2 separate regions of the Homo sapiens genome follow, and region 1 is linked to region 2. Evidence: read pairs that join two places in POLR2A ChIA-PET (ENCODE). Cell type or tissue: A673. All regions are shown on one strand.

Region 1 (5,000 bases), 130 kb after region 2:
AGTGGGTGGATTATATGAGGCCAGGAGATCAAGACCAGCCTGGACAACATGGTGAAATCCCGTCTCTACTAAAAATACAAAAATTAGCCAGGCTTGGTGGTGCATGCCTGTAGCCCCAGCTACTCGGGAGGCTGAGGCAAGAGAATTGCTTAAGCACAGGAAGCAGAAGTTGCAGTTAGCCAAGATCGCGCCACTGTACTCCAGCCTGGGTGACAGAAACTCTGTCTCAAAAAATGAAATAAAATAAAATAATGAAGTGAAGGTTCTTTTCTTTCAGTTGATCTGCTCCGACCACTTTTTTTCTTTTCCAGAGCTTTCTTTGACTATTTTAAAAATTGTATTCCTAGTGATCAAGAATACAGCTGATACAGGGAACTTCTTTGCACATAACTCAGAATATTAATCAGGGAAAGAAAAAATAGTTGTATTCTTTTAAAAATGTTCAGGATTTCACAGTTTGAATTATATGCCTATTATGATTTTAGCAGAGCTTAATATTCATTTTTGATGTTTTTTTTCCAGTGCACAATACTTTAATTTCAAGTTCTTTTTTGTTCTGTCCCTTAGTAATTTAAAGAATTCTATGTAAGCAAATGTTTTAGAGCAGAAATGGGCGAACATCTTCTGTAAAGGGCTAGGCAGTAGGTATTTTAGGCTTTGTCTCTATCAGGATTCCTCAGTTCTGCCTTGCCAGCTCCAAAGTAGCCACTTATTTACAAAAGAAGACAGCTGACCTGGGGCCTGTAGTTTACCAAACCTGCTGTAGAGCATTAGGGCAAGTTGCTATTCTAAGAAATCTTTTTACAAAGTGAGTAATTCTTTTTTTTTTTTTTTTTTTTTTTTTGAGACGGAGTCTTGCTCTGTCACCTAGGCTGGAGTACAGCGGCGCTATCTTGGCTCACTGCAAGCTCCGCCTCCCAGGTTCATGCCATTCTCCTGCCTCAGCTTCCCAAGTAGCTGGGACTACGGGAGCCCACCACCACGCCCGGCTAATTTTTGCATTTTTAGTAGAGATGGAGTTTCACCATGTTAGCCAGGCTGGTCTCGAACTCCTGACCTCAGGTGATCTGCCCACCTCGGCCTCCCAAAGTGCTGGGATTACAGGCGTGAGCCACCGCGCCTGGCCGTGAGTAATTCTTCTGAAAACAAATGGCTATCTCTTTCTTTTCAGTATTTTACTTTAAGATTTTTGTGTGTTGTATGTTTTTGTTTTTCATTTTGAAATAATTTCAAACTTGCAGAAAACGTATAGAGGATTCCCATATACCCTTTACCCACATTCCCTAAATGTTAACATTTTGCCACATTGGCTTTATTATCTTCTTTTGTTCTCTCTCTCTCTATATATATACGAATATGGGTATACTTTTATATGCTTATAGTTTTTTATATTTAAGCTTATCCTATTCTTTAAGTATTTGGCATTTTTTTTTTTTTTTTTTTGAGACAGAGTCTGTCCCTGTTGCCCAGGCTGGAGTGCAGTGGCGCGATCTTGGCTCACTGCAACCTCTGCCTCCCGGGTTCAAGCGATTCTCCTGCCTCAGCCTCCCAAGTAGCTGGGACAGGCGTGTGCCACCAGGCCCGGCTAATTTTTTGTATTTTTAGTAGAGACATGGTTTCACCATGTTAGCCAGGATGGTCTCGATCTCCTGACCTCGTGATCCACCTGCCTCAGCCTCCCAAAGTGCTGGGATTACAGGCGTGAGCCACTGCACCCGGCCTGTTTAGTATTGTTAAAGTAATATATAGTTTGATAGAGCAGTGGCCTTCAGACTTAAAAAAAAAAAAAAAAAAAAAAAAAAACCTTATTAATAAAATGCTTTCTAGCCGGGCGCGGTGGCTTACGCCTGTAATCCTAGCACTTTGGGAGGCCGAGGCGGGTGGATCACCTGAGGTCAGAAGATTGAGACCAGCTCCAGCCAACATGGTGCAACCCTGTTTTTACTAAAAATACAAAAATCAGCTGGGTGTGGTGGTGGACGCCTGTAATCCCAGCTACTTGGGAGGCTGAGGCAAGAGAATCACTTGAACCCGGGAGGCGGAGGTTGCAGTGAGCCGAGATTGCACCATTGCACTCCAGCCTGGGCAAAAGAGGGAAACTCCATCTCAAAAAAAAAAAAAAAAAAAGCTTTTGAGTAATCCATGTGTGTTATGATTATATATTATATAGCAGAAGTTGTAATATTTCCCCCTTGCTGTCCAATGGATCAAATAGCACAACCCCTCGTATACCTCACTTGGACACCAGTGGTGTATAAAATGAACCAGGCAAGTAGAGAAAACAAGGAAGTATTTTGTTTGGTTGTATTGTGTTTTTGTATTTTTTTTTTCTTCAGCTTCAGTGATAGCAGCTTCGAACCTGAACAAGCTTGTCTGAGCCCTTCCTAGGCCCTCCCTGATTTCTTGTGATAGATTAAGTCAAGTCAAGTTTGTGGTGGTCACAGCAGAATGTGCAGAACTGCCATCGCATTCAATTTTCTCCTACCATTTCCCGTTGACAGCTGTCTGTAACAGGCTAACACTGGGAAAGAAAGATCTTTTGGCCGGGCGCAGTGGGTCACGCCTGTAATCCCAGCACTTTGGGAGGCCGAGGTGGGCGGATCATGAGGTCAGGAGATCAAGACCATCCTGGCTAACACGGTGAAACCCTGTCTCTACTAAAAATACAAAAAGAAATTAGCCAGGCATGGTGGCAGGTGCCTGTAGTCCCAGCTACTTGGGAGGCTGAGGCAGGAGAATGGCTCGAACCCAGGAGGCGGAGCTTGCAGTGAGCCGAGATCGTGCCACTGCACTCCAGCCTGGGCAACAGAGCGAGACACCGTCTCAAAAAAAAAAAAAAAAAAAAAAAAAGAAAGATCTTTCTTTGAGGTTCCTAGCAATGGTGGTAAACATTCCTAGGATGTTTACTCATCTAGTAACTCTAGTTCTTTATTCCACACCAATTGGAGAAGCCTATTTTTACTCCAGATAGTACTCGTATTGTAACTATGAAGAACTGATGTTTCATCAGTGTATATGTGTATTCATGGTGATTGGCTTTCCTGCTTTTGTGCATTAGCAGTAAAGTGACATATATATGTGGCTTGCCAGTTCCACTATATTGTCTGGGCAGCAAATGTTGCCAACACATTCCGTAGTAAGTAGGCACAGGGGATGCGTGTTCCAAAAGAACCTCATCAGAGACTCTCCAGCAACAAAGCTTCATATTTTGGGTCTATTCCAACTTAAAGAAGTCTTCCTAATTAAGGTAGGAAGTTAAGGTGGGAAATAGACTTTTAGGATTGTAAAATGGAGTCATTAAGGCCAGCACAGTGGCTCACACCTGTAATCCCAGCACTTTGGGAGGCCAAAGCGGGCGGATCAGAAGGTCAGGAGTTTGAGACCAGCCTGACCAACATGGTGAAACCCCATCTCTACTAAAAGTACAAAAATTAGCCGGGTGTGGTGGCGCATGCCTTTAATCCCAGCTACTCAGGAGGCTGAGGCAGGAGAATCGCTTGAACCCAGGAGGCGGAGGTTGCAGTGAGCCAAGATTGCGCCACTGCACTTCAGCCTGGGTGACAGAGTGAGACTGCGTCTCAAAAAATAAAAAATAAAAATGGAGTCATTAAAACTGAAGTTACCTAATGCAAACCCTTCAGATCAGGAATCTCCTTTACAGCATTCCTAATAAATCATCTCATCTCACTCAGTACTGTCATTGCCTTAGCAGATTGGGGGTAATATTTGCTTTTGTTACCATAATTAGTTTCTTTAAGAAGGATGTATTTTTGTTTGTTTGTTTGTTTGTTTGTTTGTTTTGAGATGCAGTCTCACTCTGTCACCCAGTCTGGAGTGCAGTAGTGCGATCTCAGCTCACTGCAACCTCTGCCTCCCAGGTTCAAGTGATTCTCGTGCCTCAGCCTTCCAAATAGCTGGGATTATAGGCACGCACCACCACGCCTGGCTACTTTTTTGTATTTTAGTAGAGATGGAGTCTCACCATGTTGCCCAGGCTGGTCTTGAACTCCTGAGCTCAGGCAGTTCACCCATCTGGCCTCCCAAAGTGTTGGGATTACAGGCGTGAGGCACCACGCCCAGCCAAGAAGGATGTTTTTTGGTCACTGTGGAGGATGCTGCTTGCCAAAGGGCCTCAGCTTACTAAACGACCACTTGGAGGATAACACAACAGGTGGTGACATTCAGGACTAACTCCAGAGCACTTTAGGGTGGAACAAGCTTCTAGGTATTCTAGGATAGTCAGCTGCTCCCAGACCTTGCTTCCATTCTTCAACTCACACCCAGTTCCTGAAGAACTGGTTTGTTAAATGATAAATAAGTACTATATAAGATGGCATAAATGACCTGAATACTCTTCTCAAAATTTTGATTTTCCTTTTTTCCCAGACTCTGTATCTCTCACTACCCTTACCTGTCCCACACATTCTGTATTTTAAAAGACTCAAAGACATGCCGTTATTTTATGTGTTCCTATGAAATCATGAAAAAATCCTGCCAGTGGGCAGGCACAGTGACTTATGGCTGTAATCCTGGGACTTTGGGAGGCCGAGGCAGGAGGATCACTTGAGGCTAGGAGTTTGAGACCAGCCTGGGCAACATAGCCAGACTCTGTCTCTATCAAAAAAAAAAAAATCCTGCCAATTAAACTGTGTCACACAACTGTAAAATACACCCCAACCTCAGACACATTCAAAGGTGAAAAGTGTGTCTTAGAATTGATGAAACAGCATTTCTGCCACATTTGAACCACAGTGATGTTACTGAAGATTTAGTCTTTCAACCAGAGAGATGTATTTTATTGCTTTCCTCTCTTCCTCCTTGTTTACATTGTGTTCTCTCTGTTCAGTGGTAGGATTGTTACAAGTGTCTAAGTATGGGGATATAGGCCTTGTCTAGAGAGAAAACATTACTTGATAGTTGGTTGTCCTGGGCAGGAAAGGTTGCAAGCCAGGTTGTTAGGGCCTTTGCTATGTCTCTTCCCCAGGCTGTTAGGGGAAGTA
Region 2 (5,000 bases):
ATACTATTCGTCTAAAAATCAGCTCTATACATGTAAGGCAAAGGCTTAAACCAATGGCTTATCACTAAATACAAAAGAAAGGCATCTTTGGTAGATTTGGGACCCCAGCATTCCAAGCTCTTCTCTCACACTTTGCTACATACCCTCTACTCCACCACTCTGGTTCATCTGACAATCTGAGCAGAGCTCTGACCCTGCCCTCCACTTCTGTGCCTTGCTAGCTGCTGAACTCTCCATCTGGAATAATTATTCTCCCTCACTTTTACCAGCTCAAATTCTCTTTCCCTAATAGGCTAGCTTGAATGCTACTTCCTTCATAAGAACTGCACTGTTTACCAACCAGAACAAATTTTATCTTTCTATATTCTCTCAGTACCTTTTTTTCCTGATTCTGGTTTGCAGTTTTCAAATCCTGCTTTTTAAAAGTAATTATACATGTATCAAATTGTTTTCCTCACTACATTAAACCACCTCTAATGCTGGGCCTCTGTATAGTTCTTAAGTTCTCCTGGCACAATGCTTGCACTAAAAAGGTGCTCAATAAATGTGCTGAGGTGAAATGCTCCAAGGAAAATACTCTGTTGACCCATTCTTTATATCCACAGACAACTAATTAAAAACTTAAACTGAGTTAACAGTTTGTTAGACAAAGTTTTAATTTAACCCTGGAATACAGAAAACTGTGGAATCTTCCCAGTATAGACTGTTTTTCAAAGTCTTGACTTCCAGGCCGGGTGCCGTGGCTCACACCTATAATCCCAGCACTTTGGGAGGCTGAGGCAGGCAGATCACAAGGTCAGGAGCTCGAGACCAGCCTGGCCAATATGGTGAAACCCTGTCTCTACTAAAAATACAAAAATTAGCTGAGCATGGTGGCGGGTGCCTGTAGTCCCATCTACTCGGGAGGCTAAGGCAGGAGAATCACTTGAACCCGGGAGGCAGAGGCTGCAATGGGCCAAGATCGCGCCATTGCACTCTAACCTGGGCGATGGAGCGAGACTCCGTCTCTAAATAAATAAATAAATAAAACTCTTGACTTCCTTCCCTAGCTCTAAGATGTTTATCACTAGGACCTCAACATCCATTCCACAGGAATCACGATTGTGCATATAGAAAAGGATAATAAACCTGGTGGCTTTGGAAGGGTGAGGTTCATAAGGCAGGCTGGATAGTGATCACATGAAAGCGACAGCATCAATAATCCAACAAACCAACCAACTGTCCAAAACATCATCACAGAACATCTAAATGCCAGACAATGTACAAAGTGAGGGGGTTGATGAGTGAATCAAGATGACCATCTATGCTGTTTACCTGTATAATATGACATATTCATGCCCTTGTTTCCTGGAGAGCCTATAGGCTGGTGTCACCCTAGTTATAGCAAGAAGGGACTTCAGCAGCAATGACAGTCTGTTGTACACCGTGTAGGAAACTTTGATTTCTTTATCACACCTGCCAGGCACAAAGATATGGTCAGCATTCTTCTATTTAGCGCTGGAGCTACACAAGACCAAATTTATTATTAAGACATGTTCTGACTAACCAGAGAACTCTAATTACACCTTTATCAACAGATTACTGAGGTAAGCCAATGTTTTACTTTCTCATGTACTAGACACAGGCAAATGAGCACCAAAAGGCACCCAATATATTTTTTCTAGCTTCAAAGTGGTTATTTTTTTTTTAGAAATAAAGCAGCACATCTGAAAACATATAAATAAATAAATACTGCAATTATATACACTGAAGGTGCAAACATGTACTATCCTATGAGCTGTCTATCTCGATAATCTAACAGAAGTCTGCAGAAAAGTCAGCTTGGCTCTAAAATTTTGGGTCATAACCTGGCAATTGCATTTATTCAATAAAGAAAATTAATGTCCACCACATATACTTATCACTAAGATTTTTCTTTTGATGTGTTGATGTTTCCTCAATTTTCCTATATACTCTTGTTGAAAACTGAAGCTTCAGGCAAGAGATAAGCTAATCTGCCTTGAAAGAAGAAAATGGGGAAAGGAAATAACATGCATTTCCAATCCATGACCCATACAGTCTGTAAAAAGGAGCAGGGAGGGGAAATCTTATTGGATGGCTGCCACACAGAAAACAGACAAAACAGAGTAGTCATATTACAAGAGCTCGCAAGGGATTTAATCAGAGAACTAGCTGTACTCTGGGAAAACAACAAAGCCTTTTCAGCTTTTTCTGCTGCTCCTTTCCCTGTAGTATCTGAGTCTCTCTGGACTGATGTTCCCTCTGAAGGTCATCTCTGTGTCCAGGCTGGAAGCCAAGGATGAAGCAAATTGTAGCAAAGACCTATTGGCTTTGTTAAGTGGTCAGAATGCCCTCCCTGACTCTGAAAACAAAGCCCTGCTTTTCACATGATGTCATCTACTTTATCCTCAGCAACCACAACCAAGGACCCTAAGACGCAGCACTTACTTTTCATTCATTTCAAGACACCATATTTCCAGCTCCATGGAATCTCCCTGTAGAAAGGACAAATTTAAAATATTTGTTTAAAAAATTTTTAATTTCAAAGCATTACAGTCACTATAAAAATATTAAAAGGTATAGATAAGCAAAAAAAAAAGAATAGATATCAACTTATAATCGAACAAGCCTCTTCTCTAAATAAAAGGGCAATCACAGTCTATATGCTATTTTGATGACTTGTTTTTTCTTAATAAATACGTCATGGAATTTTCCTTATAATTAAAAATTCTAAATCATTTAAAATGGTTCCACAGTATCCCACCATATGACTATCATTTTATCCAACCAGTCCTCCAATTCTTGGACATAAAGGTTGTTTCTCTCTCTCTCTTTTTTTTTTTTTTTTTTTTTTAAAGACAGAGTCTCACTCTGTCGCCCAGGCTGGAGTGCAGTGGTGCAATCTGGGCTCACTGCAAGCTCCGCCTCCCGGGTTCACGCCATTCTCCTGTCTCAGCCTCCTAAATAGCTGGGACTACAGGCGCCTGCCATCACAGCCAGCTAATTTTTTGTATTTTTAGTAGAGACGGGGTTTCACATGTTAGCCAGGATGATCTGGATCTCCTGACCTGGTGATCTGCCTGCCTTGGCCTCCCAAAGTGCTGGGATTACAGGCGTAAGCCACTGCGCCCGGCCAAGGTTGTTTCTTTATTCTTTTTTGGGGGTATCTTCATCTTAGTGTGAACATAAAGGTTGTTTCTAATTTTCATTACTGCAAAAATTGTGATAAACAACCTTGAGACTAAAACTTCTCCCACAAACTCAATTAATTTCTTTGGGAAAATTTTCAGAATTACAATTGCTGGGCCAGGCATGGTGGCTCACGCCTGTAATCCCAGCACTTTGGGAGTTGTACTAAAAATACAAAAATTAGCTGGGCGTGGTAGCGGGTGCCTGTAGTCCCAGCTACTCAGGAAGCTGAGACAAGAGAATCGCTTGAACCCAGGAGGGGAAGGTTGCAGTGAGCCAAGATCGTGCCACTGCACTCCAGCCTGGGCAACAGAGCAGGAAAAAAAAGTGCTGGGGGGGGTGGGGTTAAGTAATTTGGCTAAAGTCACTCAGCTGGGATTGAACTTGGCTCTGTGTAGCTCCAAATTCTATTTACCTTTCATTATACCATACAGCCTTATAATCTATCAGTGAAAATACATTGAAACAGTATCTGCATCAATCCTAATGTGAAATAAGGCAAGCAAAAACATTTTTTAAAACTCACAATACAGGCTGGGCAAAGTGGCTCACTCCTATAATCCCGGCACTTTTGGAGTGTGAGGCAGGAGGATCAGTTGAGGCCAGGAGTTTGAAGCTGCAGTGAGCTATAAGCAGAACTGCACTCCAGCCTGGGCAGTACAGGGAGACCCTGTCTCTACAAAATTTTTTTTTTTTTTTAAACATTAGCCATGTGTGGTGGTGCAGCATATACTCCCAGCTACTTGGAAAGGCTGAGGTGGGAGGATCCCCTGAACCTAGGAATTTGAGGCTGCAGTGAGCCATGACTGCGCCACTGCACTCCAGCCTGGGTGACAGAGTGAGACCCAGTCTCAGAACAATAGCAGGCTGGGCATGGTGGCTCAGGTCTGTAATCTTAGCACTTTGGGAGGCCCACGCAGGTGGATCACCTGAAGTCAGGAGTTCGAGACCAGCCTGGCCAACATGGTGAAACCTCGTCTCTACAAAAAATACAAAAAATAGCCAGGCATGGTGGCACGCACCTGTAATCCCAGCTACTCGGGAGGCTGAGGCACGAGAATCGCTTGAACCTGGGAGGCGGAGGTTGCAGTGAGCTGAGATCATGCCACTGCGCTCCAACCTACGCGACTCTGTCTCAAAAAAAAAAAACAAAAAAAAAAAACAAAAAAAACAAAAACCCAAAAAGCAACCACCACCACCACCCAGCAAGTCACACTCTAGAAACAAATATAAACAAAGCAGCATATGAAGTCTAAGTTAAGACTGCAGTTATATCTCCCATTAAAAGGGGGAAAGTTTCTAGAGCACGCGAGTCTTGAAGGATGAGCAGAAGTATGTCATGTGAACAAGAGGGTAAAGACCCTATACCAAGTGGTTGGAATAATAAGTTCAAAAACCACGACCCCTGTAATCCCAGCACTCTGAGAGACTGAGGCAGGCAGATCGCTTGAGCTCAGGAGTTTGAGACCAGCCTGGGCAACATGGTGAAACCCCATCTCTACAAAAAATACAAAAACTAGCTGGGCATGGTGGTGCATGCCTATAGTCTCAGCTACTCAGGAGGCTGAGGTGGGAGGACTGTTTGAGCCTAGGAGGTCGAGGCTGCAATGAGCCATGATTGTGCCACTGCACTCCAGCCTGGGTAACTGAGCAAGACCCTGTCTCAAAAAACAAAACAGGCCAGGCGCAGTAGCTCACGCCTGTAATCCCAGCACTTTAGGAGGCCGAAAGTGGGCGGATTACCTGAGGTCAGGAGTTCAACACCAGTCTGGCCAAAATAGCAAAACCCTGTCTCTACTAAAAATAAAGAA

Evidence for each region. Peaks named below come from ENCODE experiments on the same cell type or tissue, not always from the same donor. Only the 100,000 strongest peaks of a DNase experiment are listed, where the experiment ranks them.
Region 1: POLR2A ChIA-PET joins it to region 2 with 8 read pairs; 4 of 35 experiments call an interaction of 5 or more read pairs at or near these places.

Annotation. Positions count from the first base shown.
Region 1 is chr11:46,514,274-46,519,273 of GRCh38, reverse strand. All of the region lies in intron 7 of AMBRA1 (autophagy and beclin 1 regulator 1), which reads left to right. Among named protein-coding and RNA genes, the nearest start is that of MIR3160-1, 65 kb to the right of the region's middle. In A673, no CTCF peak of the experiment used is centred here; no DNase peak of the experiment used is centred here.
Region 2 is chr11:46,646,632-46,651,631 of GRCh38, reverse strand. ATG13 (autophagy related 13) reads right to left here. Exons shown (of 19, transcript NM_001346311.2): 6 at 2,449-2,495; 7 at 1,315-1,455. Among named protein-coding and RNA genes, the nearest start is that of ATG13, 32 kb to the right of the region's middle. In A673, no CTCF peak of the experiment used is centred here; a DNase peak (open chromatin) is centred at 2,101; H3K4me3 peaks cover 469 bases; H3K27ac peaks cover 1,553 bases.